Linked DNA regions of Homo sapiens: region 1 is linked to region 2. A link is a loop called in an ENCODE intact Hi-C map of the cell type or tissue named here. Cell type or tissue: dorsolateral prefrontal cortex. All regions are shown on one strand. Links, peaks and the distances in the headings refer to the core of each region. The heading gives the core; the rest is flanking DNA.

Evidence for each region. Hi-C counts contacts between places; a loop is a spot of excess contacts. Peaks named below come from ENCODE experiments on the same cell type or tissue, not always from the same donor. Only the 100,000 strongest peaks of a DNase experiment are listed, where the experiment ranks them.
Region 1: a loop joins it to region 2, with 6 times the contacts of the local background. A loop is called at or near these places in 2 of 110 quality-filtered maps.

Annotation. Positions count from the first base shown.
Region 1 is chr16:14,002,900-14,012,560 of GRCh38, reverse strand. It overlaps LINC02185 (long intergenic non-protein coding RNA 2185), which reads left to right. Exons shown (of 3, transcript NR_110909.1): 3 at 2,764-3,285. It also overlaps a transcript of MRTFB not described here. Among named protein-coding and RNA genes, the nearest start is that of LINC02185, 8.3 kb to the left of the region's middle. In dorsolateral prefrontal cortex, for the core only: no CTCF peak of the experiment used is centred there; no DNase peak of the experiment used is centred there; H3K27ac peaks cover 871 bases.
Region 2 is chr16:14,117,292-14,126,952 of GRCh38, reverse strand. The region is part of intron 2 of MRTFB (myocardin related transcription factor B); the gene reads right to left. Among named protein-coding and RNA genes, the nearest start is that of MRTFB, 51 kb to the right of the region's middle. In dorsolateral prefrontal cortex, for the core only: no CTCF peak of the experiment used is centred there; no DNase peak of the experiment used is centred there; H3K27ac peaks cover 1,508 bases.

The DNA of each region.
Region 1 (9,661 bases), core at 3,969-6,468, 120 kb after region 2:
TTTGGGAGGCCAAGGTGGGCAGATCTCGAGGTCAGGAGATCGAGACCATCCTGGCTAACACGGAGAAACCCCATCTCTACTAAAAATACAAAAAATTAGCCAGGCGTGGTGGCAGGTGCCTGTAGTCCCAGCTACTTGGGAGGCTGAGGCAGGAGAATCGCTTGAACCCGGGAGGCAGAGGTTGCAGTGAGCTGAGATTCCACCACTGCACTCCAGCCTGGGTGACAGAGCGAGACTCTGTCTCAAAAAAAAAAAAAAAAAGAAAGAAAGAAAAAGAAAATGTCAAGGTTGTTGCCTGCCCGAGACTCTGTCTCAAAAAAAAAAAAAGAAAAAAAAGAAAAAGAAAATGTCAAGGTCGTTGCCTGCCCTGTAGTTTGCACCTGCGTTGAGTAAACAGTACGTTCTCGCTGCCACCCTCACCTTCTCCAGATTTTCACTTTTCCCTCCCACTTTCCTCTGGAGGCTGCCTGCACTCTAAGCCATCTCCATGATGTCATCTAACCCAGATCTTTCCAATTCTTCCTAAGACCAGACATTTTTCAGGGGCAATGCTGGGTGACAGCCATTAGTCCAAGCTGTGGCCAAGGAAAGTGCTCTATCCCTGTCCAAGGGCAATTCCCAAGTGGGTTCCCTGTAACAATAACGAATGCCTGTGAGCATTCCTTGCAAGAATTATTATTATTATTTGTGAGACGGAGTCTCACTCTGTTGCTTAGGCTGGAGTCCAGTGGCATGATCTTGGCTCACTGCAACCTCCACCTTCTGGGTTCAAGTGATTCTTCTGCTTCAGCCTCCCCAGTAGTTGGGATTACAGGCGCCCACCACCACGCCCAGCTAATTTTTGTATTTTTAGTAGAGACGGGGTTTCACCATGTTGGCCAGGCTGACCTCAAGTGATCTGCCCGCCTCAGCCTCCCAAAGTGCTGGGATTACAGGCGTGAGCCACCACACCTGGCAATAATAATTTTATTTTAAAAGGAATTCTGTGCTCTTATTAATTTAGGAAATACTTAGGGATTCACAGTGCACATTAGCATATTAAGGGTTCTGAGAAATCCTGTAGCAAATAAACCCATTTAGCTTTGTTTATGCTAACTTTCCCACTTGAGCTGACCTGGCCACATCATGTTATCCCTCTTCTTTTCTCAGAGTGCTTTCCTTTAACTCCTCTCAATTCATCCTCCCAAAACCCTCTCACCCACTTTCACAGATGTGGAAATGGGGTTCAGAGAGGTGAAGTGACTTGCCCATGATGGCTCAGCTGGGTAGCACCAGAACCAGCTGCTTTCTTCCTGAGTCCAAGGCTCTTTTCTCTACATCTGGAAGAAACAGCTGAATACATCCCTTTCTGGCTAAACAACCACAGAATCTGTCAATCATTGCCTGGGCTCCTGGGATGACATCGCCCAACAATTTCATTTTCTCAACAATGGGAAAACCAGAAAAGGGAAGAGATTTGTCCAAAAGTGACAGGAACAGGGGTGGCAGAGCCAGAACTGGCACCCAGCCTACTAACGCCCAGGCCAGGCCATCTTCACCTTATGCCTGGGGCCCACCTGTCTGGCTCAGACCCCTCAGTCATCTTCATTACAGCTTTCTTCCCTCCAATACTAGAATACACTGTCCAATAGATCTTTCTGTGGTAACAGAAATGTTCTATAGCTGTGCTATCCAATACGGTAACCACTAACTACATGTGGCTATTGAGATGTATCTAGTGCAAATAGGAAGTAAATGTTTAATGCTATTTAATTTTACTTAATTTACACTTGAATGGCCACATGTGGCTAATGCCTACCATATTGGACAAGGCAACTCTAGAGGTCAGAAATGAAGGCCAGGCATGGTGGCTCATGCCTATAATCCCAGCATTTTGGGAGGCTGAGGCAGGAGGATTGCCTGAGCCCAGGAGTTCGAGACCAGCCTAGGCAACATAGGGAGACCTCATCTGTATAAAAATAGCCAGGCATGGTGGCACGCACCTGTAATCCCAGCACTGTGGGAAGCTGAAGTGGGAGGATCACTTGAGTCCACGAGTTCAAGACCAGCCTGGGCAACATGGCAAATCCCCATCTCTACAAAAAATTAAAAAATTATGGTAGCCTGAGCCTGTGGCCCCAGCTACTCGGGAAGCTGAGGCAGGGGGATTGCTTGAAGTTGAGGCTGCAGTGAGCCATGATCCTGCCATTGCACCCCAGCCTGGGTGACAGAGCAAGATCCTGTCTCAAAAAAGAAAATAAATCATATCATAGCAAGTCTACTGAGATCCACTCCATGTAATTATCATATGAATAGAAGATCCTTGTAAGAACTGTTGAGGCTAAACTGCCTGGACCTTGTTGGGGGCTAAATTCCCTTTCATCAGGGCACAACCTGAGATGTCTTTGCTCAAGCTATTTCTTCCTTCCCTGGCAGCATCCTACCCAGCTTCTAATCTAAGCTCAAACACACCCTCCTTCAGGAAGATTTGCTGTTCTACCTTCTCCCCACCAAGCAGAGTGAAGGGATTCTTCTTTGGAACTCCCACTCTCCTTTATTTATCTCCAGATGGATGAAAAAGGAAGAGGGTTTCTGTTTTGCTAAAAGCCCTCTGGTGAGCAAGTGGATGAAAGAGGAGAGAGTTTGCCTGGGGCAGGGGTGGAAGGGGGAGTCGTGGCAGGGGCAAATGCTAGGTAGCTTGAGAGAGATAAAGAAGATGTAATTAGAGAAGAGGGGTGATATGTGATTTAACCTTCTCCTTTATCTGCCCTACAACATCTTTAGTGAAAGTCGACATTGCAAACCACAGTGACACGTGGATAAAACTCACGTTGTTGGGGGGAGAAGAGCAAAACATATGCTTCACAATAAAAACACTCAGTATCCTAGGAATAGGAGGGAACTTCCTCAACCAGATAAAGGGCATCTATGAAAAACCCAGAGCTAACATCACACTTAATCGTGAAAGACTGAAAGCTTTCCCTCTAAAATCAGAAACAAGAAAAGGATGTCTACTACTGCCACTGCTATTCAACATTGTTCTGGAAAATTCTAGGCAGAACAAGTAGGCAAGAGAAAAGAAGAGGTATCCAGATTGGAAAGGAAGAAATAAAACTGTCTCTGTTTGACAGTTGTCATAACCTTGTACATAGAAGATTATGAAGAAGCTACCAAAAACTATTTGAATGACTAAACAAGTTTAGTATGGTTGCAGGATACAAGATCAATATGCAAAAACCAGCTGTAGTTCTTCTATATGTTGAAAAGAAGAAAATTTAGAACGAAATTAAGAAAAATTCATTCACAAGAGCATCAAAAAGGATAAAAAATAAGGCCAGGCATGGTGGCTCATGCCAGTTAATCCCAGCACTATGGGAGGCTGAGGAAGGAGGATCACTCAAGCCCAGGAGTTTGAGACCACCTGAGCAACACGGCAAGACTCTATCTCTACCAAAAATTTTAAAAAATTAGCCAGGTGTAGTGGCCATGCCTGCAGTCCTAGTTACTCAGGAGGTTGAGGTGGGAGGATCACTTGAACTCAGGAGATTGAGGCTGCAGTGAGCTATGATCTGGCCACTGTACTCCAGCCTGGGTGTCAGAGAGAGAGACCCTGTCTCTAAATGAAAATAAATAAATACATAAAATTTTAAAAAAGAATGAAATACTTAGGAATACATTTAACCAAAGAAGTATGAGGCTTTTTACATTGCAAAACTATATAACATTGTTGAAAGAAACTAAAGAAGACCTAAATAAATGGAAAGACATCCCATGTTTATAGATGGAAAAGTTTAATATTAAGATAGCAAAACTTCTCAAATTGATCTACAGATTCAATGCCATCCTTTCAAAATACCAGCTAACTTTTTTGCAGAAGTTAACAAACCAATCCTAAAATTCATATGGAAATTCAAGAGAATCAGAGCAGTTAACCTTCAAAAAGAACAAAGTTGGAGGGTTCATACTTCCTGAGTACTAAAACTTAGTACAAAGCTATAGTAATCAGATACTATGAAATTGACATAAGGACAGACATATAGATCACTTGACTAGGCTTGACAGTCCAGAAATAAACCTTCACATTTCTGATCAATTGATTTTCTACGAGGCAGCCAACACAATTCTGTTTTAAATATGGTGGTAGGACAACGGAGTAGCTACATTCAAAAGAATGAAGTGAGACCCTTAACTCACACCATAAACAAAAACTAATTCAAAATGGATCAAAGACCTAAATGCAAGCATTAAAACTATAAAACTCTTAGAAGAAAACATAGGAGGAAATCTTCATGACCTTGGATTAGTCAATGGATTCTAAGATATGATACCCAAAGCATAAGCAACAAAAGAAAAAATAGAAAAATTGGACTTTATTTTTTTAAGAGATGGGGTCTTGTTATGTTGCCCAGGCTGGACTTGAAATCCTAGGCTCAAGTGATCCTCCTACCTCAGCCTCCTGAGTTGCTGGGACTACAAACATGTACCGCCATGCCCAGCTAAATTGGACTTTAAAATGGAAAACTTTTGTGCTTCAAAGACGTCAAAAAAGTGAAGACAACCCACAGAATGAGAGAAAATTTTCACAAATTGTATATCTGATAAGAGACTTGTGCCTAGAATCTATAAAGAATGATTACCACTCAATAATAAAAAGACAAATAACCCCATTAAAAACAGGCAAAGGATCTGAATAGACGTTTCTCCAAAGAAGATAAATAAATGGCCGATAAACACTTGAAAAGATGCTCAACATCATTTGCCATCAGGGAAAAGCAAATCAAAACCATGATGAGATGATGAGATACCACTTCACACCCACTAGGGTGGCTATAATAAAAAAGACAGATCGTAATAACTGTTGGCAAGGAGGTAGTGAAATTCGAACCATCATCACACATTGCTGGTGGGAATGTAAAGTAGCACAGAGCTTTGAAAAACTGTTTGGCAGTTTCTCAAAAACTTAGAGTTACCATATGACTCAGCAACTTCCCTCGTAGGTATATAGAAGAGAAATGAAAACATATGTCCACACAAAAACTTGTACATGAATGTTCATAGCCGTATTATTCATAATAGCCAAAAGTGGAAATCACCCAAATGGTAAACTGATGAGTGAATAAATAAAATGTGCTTTATACATATGATGAAACATTCTTTGTCAATAATGAAGAACTGATCCCTGCCGCAACATGGGGGAACTTAAAAGCATGATGTTAAGTGAAGGAAGTCAGATTCAAAGGTCCATGATTCCATTATAAATGGCATTCCATCTGTGGAATTCCATATATGGAACGTCTAGAATAGGAACACTTCCTTTCTATAGAGACAGAAAGGAAATTAGGAGTTGCCAAGAGAGGATGGGGAGACTGGTGGGTGATGGCTGAGAAGGTGGCCGTGTTTCTTTTTGGGGTAACGAAAGTGTTCTGAAATTGATTGTAGTGATGGCAGTACAACTCTGAATTTACTGAAAGCCATTGACTTGTACATTTTAAATTGGTGACTTGTACGGTGTACGAATTACATCTCAATAAAGCTGGTTTTCTTTTCTTTGTTTCTTTATTTTAATAGACAGGGTCTCACTCTGTTGCCCAGGCCGGAGTGCAGTGGTGCGATCATAGCTCACTGCAGCCTTGAACTCTTGAGCTCAAGCAATCCCCCCACCTCAGCCTCCCAAGTAGCTGAGACTATAGGCATTTGCCACCATACCCAGCTAATTTTGTTTATTTTTTGTAGAGATGAGGTCTTGCTATGTTGCCCAGGCTGGTCTTGAACTCCTTGGCTCAAGTAATCCTCTTGCCTTGGCCTTCCAAATTGCTGGAATTACAGGCATGAGCCACCACACCCAGCTAATAAAGCTCTTTAAAAAAAAAAAAGTTGCATATGGATACATACAACATATCATTTATATGAAAATATTGAAACATGCAAACAATACTATTGTTTAGAACACATACAAGGGCAGCGAACGCAGAAAGACATGCATGTGGATTATAAGGGCACAAATGGTTAGTGCATGAGAGAGACACAGGCTGCTTCAACTATAATTCTAACGTTTCTTTTTTTTTTTTTGAGACAGAGTCTCACTCTGCTGCCCAGGCTGGAGTGCAGTGGCGTGATCTCAGCTCACTGCAACCTCTGCCTCTGGTCAAGCGATTCTTATGCCTCAGCCTCCGGAGTAGCCATGATTACAGGCGCGTGCTACCACAACCAGCTAATTTTTGTATTTTTTTTTTTCTTTTGAGACGAGTTTTGCTCTTGTTGCCCAGGCTGGAGTGCAATGACACAATCTCGGCTCGCTGCAACCTCCGCCTCCCGGCTTCAAGTGGTTCTCCTGCCTCAGCCTCCCAAGTAGCTGGGATTATAGGCATGCGCCACCACGCCCAGCTAATTTTTCTGTATTTAGTAGAGACAAGTTTTCATCATGTTGGTCAGGCTGGTCTCGAACTCTTGATCTCAGGTGATCCACCCGCTTCAGCCTCCTAAAGTGCTGGGATTACAGGTGTGAGCCACCACACCCGGCTAATTTTTGTATTTTTAGCAGAGATGCGGTTTCACCATGTTGGCCAGGATGGTCTCCAACTCCTGATCTCAAGTGACCCACCCGCCTCAGCCTCTCAAAGTGCTGGGATTACAGGCATGAGCCACCACACCCAGCCGTAACATTCATTCTTAAGCTTGGCAGTGGAACATGATATTATCCCACATACCTTTTCTGTTTGCTTGAAATTCTTTGTGAAATAATTTCCCAGGCATTTTCCAATGCTGCAGAAACTGGACATGTGTATTTGATGGATGAATTGGGGGACTGGCCTAAGGGGGCCCTGGACTGGAAAAGCTGGTCCCTTTCAGGTTCCCCACACTCAATAAAACATTTCCTGTATTGAATCCAGCAATCTCTGGGACCATCTCCGGAACATGCTTTCCCATAGTTGGTGTTCTGCAGAAAATAGTACGGCCTTTGCAACCATCCAGACAGCCCTGGTTTGAGTCCCCGCTCTGCCCTCATTACCAGCATGGCCTCTCAACAATTACTAAATACCTCTGGGCTTTACTTTCCCATCTGCTAAATGGGAATCATACCACCTGCTCCTTGAAACTAGTGATGATGGAATGCAGAAGCCCTTGCAAGGTGCCTGGCTTCCCCTGCCTGCTGAGGACGAGGCTCTCACTCTCTGCTGAATCTTTCTGGGTGATGCAGGTTGTACTGGACCCTACATTCCTTTGCACGGTGTGTGATCGGCCATCAATCAGTACTCCCTGAGTAGAACTGACTTTAAGAGCCTCAACTTCCTTCCTCCCTTCCTTACTACTTTGAAAAGCCAAGGGAACCAAAGGCTTCTGAAGAGAGCTCCCTTCATTACTTTAAAAAACAAAGAAATGTAGAAATAAGCTGGCTCTGTCATTCTCCATGGATCGTTTTTGTGTTCTCAGCTGTTGTTCATCAGTTCCTGGAGGCTCACAGGGCAGTGCCAGCCCCCAGGGGCCAAGGAATGGGATGATGGTGTGTGAGGATCTGGATGTAGCCTTCCCACCTCCAGTCATGCAGGCTCCTTCAGCCCTTCCTGGAGCACAGAGAGTTGGATGCCTTGGCCCAGGCCCTTGGCAGTGAGATTTAGTCCCTGCTGATTGCAGCCCAGCCCCTGGGGGAGAACCGGGCCTCAGAAACTGAGACTGAGATCCAGGTGGACAGATGGGAGCTGGTTCTATGCTGACCAGGGTAGATGGAAATGCTGACTGCCCAGAGGAGCTTCTGGAGAAAGCTGTCATGGAGGTAATTCCAGTGACTGAACAGAACCCAGGAAGTGCATTCTCTGAGCTTTGGGCCCTGAAGCTTCCTCTTCCAAATGTCAGTTGCAGCACAGAGCTCAGCACTCGGCCATTCCTTCACTCCCTCTGGGACTTGGCTGGTTTGTTTTGGGAAGGTTGCAGTCCCTGTGTCTGGCTCAGGTCTCAATGTCATCCAAAGTCTTTGTGGCCAATGGGAAAGGGAGCAGGGAGACAGAGCCCCATGGGGCCCCGTGGGCTGTGTCCTGGCCATCCTGGCCAGTGGGGGAGAGCCTGATCATGGTGCCCCTGAATGTCCCCAAAGGAGGTCAGAGCACAGGCCTTCTTTACGCCACTTCCACCCGACCCACAGTAACCCCACCGTGACTCCCTGCGGTTGCAACTTAGCTGAAAAGCGATACATCATTCTAGCTTCACCCGTGGACCTCTGGGATCCCTTGAGGCCCCATCTGTTCAGTGCCTGACCCTGATTAACCTGTGGTCCTTCTGGCCTAGGGCCTGGCATCATGGAACAGGATGGGCGGCTTTGGGAACCAAGGGAAAAGTGACAGTCCATTCCCTCCACCCCGGTTACTTGTCTGCGGTCCAGCTAGCCATTCTCCCATCCACTGGATGAAGGTCCTACAGAAATCAAGGTCCGGGGCTGCCACCAAGCCTTCTGGCTTCTCCAAGGAGCTCCTGGGGCTCATGGCTTGCTGTCCACAGTCCCTGCCTGCCTCCCACCAGTCCTCCATTCTGCTGCCAAAACCACCCAACGAACCCTCAAATGCAACTGTCTCACAAACCCGCATTATGGACCCTGCTTGGCTCTCCTCCACAGACTGGAGGCCCACAGATGGGTTTTTGCTTGTCCTGCATTGAGATTTTTAAAAATCTGGAAGTTGCCCAGGTTCCCTTGAAACACCAGTTGGCTGGAGCTAGTGCAAGGCCTCCTTAGGCAGGTACTTAGGGAACAGTCCTCACCATTCCCTATCGTCTCACATCCAGCCTCATTCCCTCATGAAATGCAGTGTTTGGTGCCTGCATACTTTTGAGTTTCCCCCCTCTAGTCTCCAGGCAAAGGCTATTGTAGCATGGCAGGGAGGGAAGGAAGAAGGAAAGAAGTGTAGAGGAAGGAAGGAAGGAAGGGAGGGAGGGAGGGAGGGAGGGAGGGAGGCAGGCAGGCAGGCAGGCCGGCCGGCCCCAGCTCTGCTGGTGAATGCAGAGGGGCTCAAGCAGTGGTCTTCCCTGCCAGGACCTACGTGCATGCTCTGCAGAGCAGGCTGGGAGACGCCTCTGTCGGGAACTGCCATTGCACTGCTGTGGCTCTGGGAGCAGCAAACTGCCTGGGGGCTGTTCTCTGATTTCCAAACCACGGCAGGGAAGAGCACTGTGAGCGTGCGGGGGTGGAGGGTGGAGAGAGACAAGAAAGCAGGAGCAGAGGGAAGTGGAAGGGGCAGAGGCGTGCTGCTTAGCAACCGCGGAAGAAAATTTAGAGAAGTGACAGGACCATTTCTCCCTGTGCCTGAAAGGGAGGATTAAAAAGAAAGAAACAAAAAACTCGTCACACGCCTACACTTGCTCATCTTGTTGTGGCGGCTCTCGGAGTGTTGGCTGGAATTCACAGGGCTCCTCTGCAAGGGAGGGCCATTGTGGAGGATGCCTGGCCAGCCACGTGTGATGTGGGAAAAGCTACAAAAAACTACGTCCTCAATAGCTCAAGGGGGACCATCTTTGTGGCCCCTCAAGGGGAGGGAGTGAAGCCTTGCAAGAAAGATGTAAGGACACAACCTCACCTGTCTCATCTTTTCTCTCTCTCACTTCTTCCTCCTAAGTCTACCAACATCTAGAGAGAAAGGTGTCGGAGTCCTGTTCTCCATCTTTCTCCCAGAACCTCACGAACAGCCCCAACCCCATT
Region 2 (9,661 bases), core at 3,126-5,625:
AAAAAATTGCTCACTGGCTTCATTTTTAGCTACGGTTGTTTCCTGGATGAAGTATTCACTTAACTATCATAGTATTTAGCCCCTGTTTCAGGAGAGATCTCGTCAAATTAGAACTGTGATGGTTAAAGTTTCCTCCTCTGTTGTCAGACTGCTTGGGTTCAAATTCCAGCTGTGAAATTTTTTAGCTGGTGGGCAAGTTACTTAAACTTTCAAAGCCACAGCATCTTTAGTTAAAGCTGGGGGTGACAAACGTACTTATTTCACAGGATTGATGGGAGAATTGAAGAGATAATAGATGTGAGGCGCACAGCAGAGCTATGAATAAATCAGTAAATGTCAATAATGTCAGCAATTAGTGTTATTATTCTGTCTACCACATTCTTGGTTTCCCGCATCGATTATGTGAAATAATATAAAAAGTATAACATTATTATTTTTAAAAAATTTAACCCCCTTTCTAGCTTGTCTTGACTTTCTAATTAAACTTCAAACTTCCAAATAAAAAAAGTTTATTTCTACCAACTGTTCTGACACACAAAGAAAAATATTCTGATGAATAAATGATAATAGGGTTTTAAAGTTTTCCTAGCCCAGGCATAATACAGGTTAGCTCTTAAAGTAACAGAGGTTGAAATTAATATTTATATTTTGCATTGTTAAATCCAATATTTGGGATTTAACAGACATTTGGATTTCTAGGTATCTGGCAACATAACACGGCTATACATATAAACTAAGGTTTTTTTAAAAAGGAAAAAAAAACCCTCTGGCTTTTAGAGAGTGGGTATTGTTTCTAAAGTTACTTCTTGAAACTAGGTAACCAAACTAATCTTAGTGAATTAAGAATTTCCTAAGGCTTTATTTTCTAAAGTTCAATCAGTAAAATAAATTTCTCCATGTACTTTTTATTCCTTACCACATTATCTCTTTAGCTTTTCCTTAGAGTAGCCAGAGAAGTTAAGAAGTTTGAGTGTAGTCCTTGAAAGTAATTATTCAGGGTTACAATTTCTGTGCTGGAAATGACTAAACTAAGGAAAGGGAGGGCAGCTCAGGTTTCTGTGTTCCGCAAACTCTTTGTTTTTCAAGCGGCATTATTTTAATTATTTCCTATAAATACATCACTGTCCTTAAGAGAAATATTTTTCAGATAAAGATGAAAAATGTTAACCATCACTTGAAAAATCACTTGGAAATGACCTCAGCATATTATAAACCTCAGACAGACGTAAAGTACAAAAACCCATTTGCCAAATAAGAAAAGCAACTACTACCAACAATTTCATGAAACAAGTTATTCCAAAAAGAAAAAGATTTAGAAGGTTTTATCAGGTGAGTGGAAACAATATGTTTACAAAATTTCTGGGAGACACTGTAAAAAACTACCAACTGGAAAAACAGAGGTGCTTGCTAGAGAAGAGTCTGCTCACTCTCACCCATCCCTACTGCTAGGCACAGCACCTCTGGGGGTTCCCCTCCAAGCTGCCCGCTCCAGCTGACATAAGCAGAATCTGTTTGCCAGGCTAGATTGCCATTAAACCGAATTCAGATTTTCTCTGAAATCTAAGATGAGACCTCAAGCCCACAGTATTTACCCCCAGGAATTTTGCCCATGAAACAGAAATGGCCTTGCTGGAGGGGCTGGCAGCAGGTGTGCCTAGTGCTGCCTTTGCACACACCCTTGCCGAGGTGGCCTCAAGAAAGGCAGAGGCAGTTGCAGCCAGCCCACCTCTCTGAGAGAGACAACAGTGGGCATTCATCCATGTTGATGTAACATTCCAGTCTCTTTCTCTTTAGCACACCGGACAGCAAGCAATCAGAACCATTATTACTGCACTAGTGAAAGACAATATGCCAACCTTAACCTGTAGGCTGCAGCCAAGGATTCCAGTGGGGTCTTTATTTGAAGTTCTAAGGGAATTCTACTAGGTATCAAAGTACAAAAGAAAACGCAGATTTCAGTTTTGAACAATTCAACCCTATACACCAGCAAGGTACGCAGAAAACACAAAGGAAAACATATAACAGGAAATACTGTAGTGGTTAAAAAATATTTTATAGGAAAAAAAACTGAAAACAACCTACTACCCATCAGTAGGGTTAACACATGTTAATACACATTCCTTCCGAAACTGTTCCAAACAACAGAAAAAGAGAGAATGTTTCCTAACTCATTTTATGAGGCCAGCATCATCCTGATACCGTAAAACCTGGCAGAGACACAACAAAAAAAGAAAATTTCTGGCCAATATCCCTGATGAATATCGATGCAAAAGTCCTCGATAAAATACTGGCAAACCGAATCCAGCAGCACATCAAAAAGCTCATCCACCACGAGTCGGCTTCATCCCTGGGATGCAAGGCTGGTTCAACATATGCAAATCAATAAACGTAATCCATCATATAAACAGAACTAATGACAAAAACCACATGATTATCTCAATAGATGCAGAAAATGCCTTTGACAAAATTCAACACCGCTTCATGCTAAAAACTCTCAATAAACTAGGTATTGATGGACCATATCTCAAAATAGTAAGAGCTACTTATGACAAATCCATAGCCAATATCATACCGAATGGGCAAAAACTGGAAGCATTCCCTTTGAAAACTGGCACAAGACAAGGATGCCCTCTCTCACCACTCCTATTCAACACAGTATTGGAAGTTCTGGCCAGAGCAATCAGGCAAGAGAAAGAAATAAAGGGTATTCGAATAGGAAAAGAGGAAGTCAAATTGTCTCTGTTTGCAGATAACATGATTATATATTTAGAAAACCCCATCATCTCAGCCCGAAATCTCCTTAAGCTGATAAGCAACTTCAGCAAAGTCTCAGGATACAAAATCAATGTGCAAAAATCACAAGTATTCTTATACACCAATAACAGACAGAGAGCCAAATCATGAGTGAACTCCCATTCACAATTGCTACTGAAAGAATAAAATACCTAGGAATACAACTTACAAGGGATGTGAGGGATCTCTTCAAGGAGAACTAGAAACCACTGCTCAAGGAAATAAGAGAGGGCAAAAACAAATGGAAAAACATTCCATGCTCATGGATAGGAAGAATCAATATCGTGAAAATGGCCACACTGCCCTAAGTAATTTATAGATTCAATGCTATCCCCATCAAGATACCATTGACTTTCTTCACAGAATTGGAAAAAACTACTTTAAACTTCATATGGAACCCAAAAGGAGCCCTCATAGCCAAGACAATCCTAAGCAAAAAGAACAAAGCTGGAGGCATCACACTACCTGACTTCAAACTATATGACAGGGCTAGTAACCAAAACAGCATGGTACTAGTACCAAAACAGATATATAGACCAATGGAACAGAACAGAGGCCTCAGAAATAAGACCATACATCAACAACCTGACAAACCTATACAAACAAGCAATGGGGAAAGGATTCCCTATTTAATAAATGGTGTTGGGAAAACTGGCTAGCCACATGCAGAAAACTGAAACTGGGCCCCTTCCTTACATCTTATACAAAAATTAACTCAAGATAGATTAAAGACTTAAATGTAAGACCTAAAACCATAAAAATTCTAGAAGAAAACCTAGGCAATACCATTTAGGACATAGGCATGGCAAGGACTTCATGTCTAAAACACCAAAAGCAACGGCAACAAAAGCCAATGGCATCTAATTAAACTAAAGAGCTTGTGAACAGCAAAAGAAACTATCATCAGAGTGAACAGGCAACCTACAGAATGGGAGAAAATTTTTGCAATCTATCCATCTGACAAAGGGCTAATATCCAGAATCTACAAAGAACTTAAACAAATTTACAAGAAAAAAACAAACAACCCCATCAAAAAGTGAGCAAAGGGTGTGAACCGACACTTCTCAAAAGAAGATATTTATGCAGCCAACAAACATATGAAAAAATGCTCGTCATCACTGGTCATTAGAGAAATGCAAATCAAAACTACAATGAGATACCATCTCACGCCAGTAAGAATGGTGATCATTAAAAAGTCAGGAAACAACAGATGCTGGAGAGGATGTGGAGAAATAGGAATGCTTTTACACTGTTGGTGGGAGTGTAAATTAGTTCAACCATTGTCGAAGACAGTGTGGTGATTCCTCAAGGATCTAGAACTAGAAATACAATTAGACCCAGCAATCCCATTACTGTGTATATACCCAAAGGATTATAAATCATTCTACTATAAAGACACATGCACACATATGTTTACTGTGGCACTATTCACAATAGCAAAGACTTGAAACCAACCCAAATGTCCGTCAATGATAGACTGGATAAAGAAAATAAATGTGGCACATATATACACCACGGAATACTATGCAGCCATAAAAAAGGATGAGTTCATATCCTTTGCAGGGACATGGATGAAGCTGGACACCATCACTCTCAGCAAACTAACATAAGAACAGAAAACCAAACACCGCATGTTCTCACTCATAAGTGGGAGCTGAATAATAAGAACACATGGACACAGGGAGGGAAACATCACACACCAGGGCCTGTTGCAGGGTAGGGGGCTAGGGGAGGGATAGCATTAGGAGAAATACCTAAGGTAGGTGACCGGCTGATGGGTGCAGCAAACCACCATGGCACGTGTATATACATGTAACAAAACTGCATATTCTACACATGTACCCCAGAACTTAAAGTATAATAAAAAAAAAGTTGGTACATTAATTCCACTGAAATTACGCTATTATTGAAAAAAAAAAAACAGATCCATATGTACTGAAAGGGGAAAATGTCCATGATACATAATTAAATAGAAAAAGTTAACTGCTGAACAGAATGTCCTATGTGTATATATATAACACTTACATAGAAAGAACAAGAGAAAGAACGGGGAAGGCAGGGAGAGTGGAGGCAGCCTGGCAGGCTGCATGCCAAAGAAACAGAGACAGGAGGTGAGAAAAAAGGGACAGAGCAGAGGTAAAAGAGAGAAGAAAGTCAGGAGGCTGGTAGAGAGTGACAGAGAATGTACACACCCAACCGGCTATCTCTGAGTGTACCATACAGTAGCTACTCACCACATGTTCTACTTAAATATAAATCAATTACAATTAAATTAAAAAACTCAGTTCTACAATTGCACCTGTCACATTTTAAGGGCTTGACGGCCACATATGGTTAATGGTTACTACACTGATGGTACAAAATAGAACATTTCCATCATTGCAGAAAACTCTATGGGGGAGTGCTATTCTACACCCTTTGGTATTGCGTCAAATTTTTATAATGAGCGTGTGCTACCTTTACAGTCTGCAAAGAGAATAAAGACATTTCCAATTTGAAAAAAACAAAAACAAAAACGCTTTCAGGGCTTTTCCCCTCATTCTGCAACTCTTTTTATACTTCCTTTTCAAACACCACAGAAGCACTAGAGTTTGCATAAGAGGTTAACAATCTAAGTAGTAGTCAATTTTCTCTAACTTATTTAATTTTTACTAACTCAATTCTACTTAATAAGAGTTCAAATGTCACCAAAATAAGGAATACAACAAACATTTGGAGCATCGTGACATCGCTCTTGTTCTTTAAAACAGAAAAAAAGGTCATGTTACTCATTCTCAGCAGAAGCAGAAGTGGTTGACAGAAACCCCTTACAGTTCAGACAAACATTTTAAATGGAAGCTTTTCTTCAAAAGAATAATGGCACTTAAAAATAGCATTCTTTTTTTTTCTGATTCAATTCAGTACAAAGTAGAAAGGGGAAAAAATAAGCCTAAAGCTCAATGTAAAAAAAAAAAAAGCCATATTAACTGAAAAAGAAAATGACAATGCTAAGAACCAGCTTTCAAATGAAGACTGTAACACCAAAGCAAAGAACACTCACAATAACCAGTTTTAAAGAGTTTCTGATGTAAGAGAAATTTGAGGTGAGGTTTTAAGAGAGCAACAGCTTAAAGAAGAGTTAATCAAAAAGACTTCTGGAAAAAATATACTATACATATATATGAGTTTATGTGGAATGCACAAATAACTTCTTGAGACCCTTAATCTTCTTTGAAAAAAACCACTCATTGCTGCTGAAAGATTATAGCCCAGGCCCTACTTCTATATCTACCAGCACCCAGTGACCCATGGTCCCACAGACAGACCTTACCTGTGTCCTCAGAGTTCTCCTCAAAGCCCTCCACAAAATCAAGTCCACCTACTTTCCTAGCACAACCACCCACTATTCTATCCCCCACACACTAAGTTCCAATCATAACCATCCACTCAAGGTTCTTAACAGGGCCTTGCATAATGTATCAATATATAAAGCCACAGTGATTAAGATAGTGCAGAAGTGACACAAGCATATATTATTTTAAAAGAATGTATTATAAACCGATGAAGCTGCCCATGTATACTAAGGAAACTGAATACGTGATAAGGTGGCATCACAAATCAGTGGGGAAAAAGATAAGACTATGCAATCAGTGACACTGGCTTGTGCAACCAGTTTACTCACGTGGAAAATTTTCTCTATCTTATATGCACACACAGAAATAAATTGCACATGGATTAGACCTACACTGAAAAAAAACAGAACAAACTTTTAGAAGGAAACATGGTAGGATCTCTTTATGACCCCAAAGTACTTAGAGAACGGAGGGATTAAACATGATGTAAAAAGCACCAACCATAAATGAACAGACTGACAAGTATGACTTGATTATAATGTGAAACTGGCACCCAACAAAGCATACCACAAAGTGGAAAGATAAGCCATGATGGAGAACATATGTGAACTATGGAAAACAGGAAATGCAAAATATCAACAAAAGGTTAATCTGAGATATATAAGGATATAAACATACATAAGAAAAAGAACATACAAAAGAAAATCTGACAAGCCCCAAAAGAGGAAACGGAAACAGCCAAATAAACATAAGAAGTGATGCCCAAATTCACTAGAAATGAAGGAAATGTACTATTTCACATTGGCAAAAATTTGAAAGTCTGACAGTACCAAGTCTTGGCAAGAATATGAGGCAACAGAAATTCTGAGACAGTGCTGTCAGGAGCTGAAACCTCAAAGCTGCTCTGGAGAATGATCTGGCAACGTCCAGTGAAGCTGAGGAAATGTAGGACCCTACACGTCAGCTGTTCCACCTGCAGGTGCTGTTAAATTCAGTTTAGCCTAAAGCTGCTATGCGAGGCCATTATTTTAGACTAAACTCCTACACTAAGCCCCAACAGACCAAACCAACCAAAATACAATCACTTATACTAAATATGATATAATCAAACTAAAACTTAAAAAAAAATAAGTTTAAAACAGACCAGATTTTTTCTCCTATAAGCAAAAAATTCCAACAAAAAAAGGTTCCCTCTACTCTAACCCTTACAAAAAAATTATCTGAAGTCCTTGTTCCCACCTTGCAAAGTCCACTGGTCTACTATTTCCTAGTAAAATTTAAAACCAAAGTGACATTAATGCCTAAAGTTTTGGTCAATCTCTCAAAAGTGAAATTTTGAGAGACTGATCAAAAAGGAAAAACCATTCAATTAAATTTAGTCTAAACCTGCCTCCTTATGTATTTTAAATTCAGCTTAAAGGTTTCTCTATACATAAGAAACTATAACCTAACTAAATACATAAACAAACTATAACCTACTCTTGTGCCAATCACCTAGTTTCAGCCAATCAGAGGCAGCCAACTGCCAAACTATATTCAAATAAGACCAACAATGAACTATAACCAATCCGACGGTTTCTGCACCTCACTTCCATTTTCTGTATGGCACCTTTCTTTTTCTGTCCATAAATCTTCAACCACGTGACTATACTAATCCTAGCTTCTCTAATCCTGGTCTAGTTTGGGGGCTGCCCGATTCACAAACTGTTCTTCATTCAATTAAATTCTATTATATTTAATTTGTCTAAGGTTTTTCTTTTAACAGTACAAACCCTAGAAAAGCTGTCAAACATGCACGAGACACATACCACAATGTTGAAAATAACCAAAACCTCTCATTGACAGAAGAATGGATAAACTGTAGTGTAGTCCTAAAATATCATACAACAAAACTGAAAGAATTACTGCTATACACATCTACATGGCTAAATCTCACACGAAAGGCTAAATGAAAAAAGCAAGCCACAGAAATATATACACAGTATGATACCATACTATGCAAAGTTCAAAATCTTCAAACCAAATGTAGTTTTAATAATATACAAACAATATATAGTTTATATATATATGTGTGTGTGTATATATATGTGTGTATATATATATGTAAATACTTACACTATATATATATGTATATATCAATAGTGTGTACAGGCATGCACCACCACACCAGGCTAATTTTTGTATTTTTTGTAGAGATGGGGTTTGGCCATGTTGCCCAGACCGGTCTCGAACTCTTGAGCTCAAGCAATCCGCCCAACTCAGTTTCCCCAAAGTGCTGGGATTACAGGCATTAAGCCACCACGCCAGGCCTCCCCATCTTTCCTACATGGGAGATACAAACACACACTTCGGGATGATGGTGGTTCTGCAGAAAGAAGATGGGGAGGCTTGGCACAGTGGCTTAACGCCTGTAATTCCAGCACTTTGGGAGGCCGAGGCGGGCAGATCGCTTGAGTTCAGGAGTTCAAGACCAGACTGGGCAACATGGCAAAACCCCATCTCTATAAAAAAAAGAATACAAAAACTAGCTGGGTGTGGTGGCGTGTGCCTGTAGTCCCAGCTACTCAGGAGACTGAGGCGGGAGGATGACTTGAGCCTGGGAGGTGGAGGGGGCAGTGAGTCGAGATCATGCTGCTGCACTCCAGCCTGGGTGACAGAATGAGACCCTGTCTCACAAAAAAAAAAGAAAAAGAAAAAAAAAAAAAAAGATGAGGGAATGGCATCTGGGAGAGGCACACAGGGGAGCATCAACTCTATGTGCAATGTTCTATTCTATTTTATATCATTTTTTCTTTTAATGTAAATCAAAGCTAGCAAAATGTTAAGATTTGACTAAGCTAGGTGGAGGTTATATTATTCTCTATGTTTTTCTGTATTCATGAAATACTTTAAAGCATGAAGTAACATATTTTTAAAGAAAGAGAAAAAGGGGGAAGAGGCTGAAATTTACCAAAATGGTTGTCTATATTAAACCTATGAATGGCTTTTCTTTTTTCCTTTCTAGTCTTCCTGATTTTCTAACTTTTTTTTCCCTATAAAGTCATCCCAGGTACCTCTTTCTAGTCCAGATTATTCTCCATCTCACTCCCAAAACCAACCGTGCACTTTCCTATCCCTTTGGTACAGAACTGAGCACTGCAGTTGGCACCATCTCCTCCACTGGAATCCAAGTTCTTGGAGGGACAGCCACAAGCATTCTTATTTGTCTATAAATTATATTTTAAATGCCTACAATGTGCCAGTTATTGTGCCAGGAGCTGGAGAAACATAAACAAACACAACAGACATTGTCCCTTTCTCCATTGAACTTAGTCTCAAGGAATAGAAACATTTAAGTAAAACACAGAAAAAACTATATAATTAAAACTGTGAAAAATGCTGTGAAGGAAAAGAATAGATGCTATGGGACCATGTATTAGGAAGGCCTGATCAAGACTGGATAGGAGGAGTAGGAATGTGCCAGGAAAGGAAGGGTGTAAGGGCCTTCTGGACAGAGAGGCAAAACCCACCAGTGTCTTTCTCACTGGGCTGGGAGC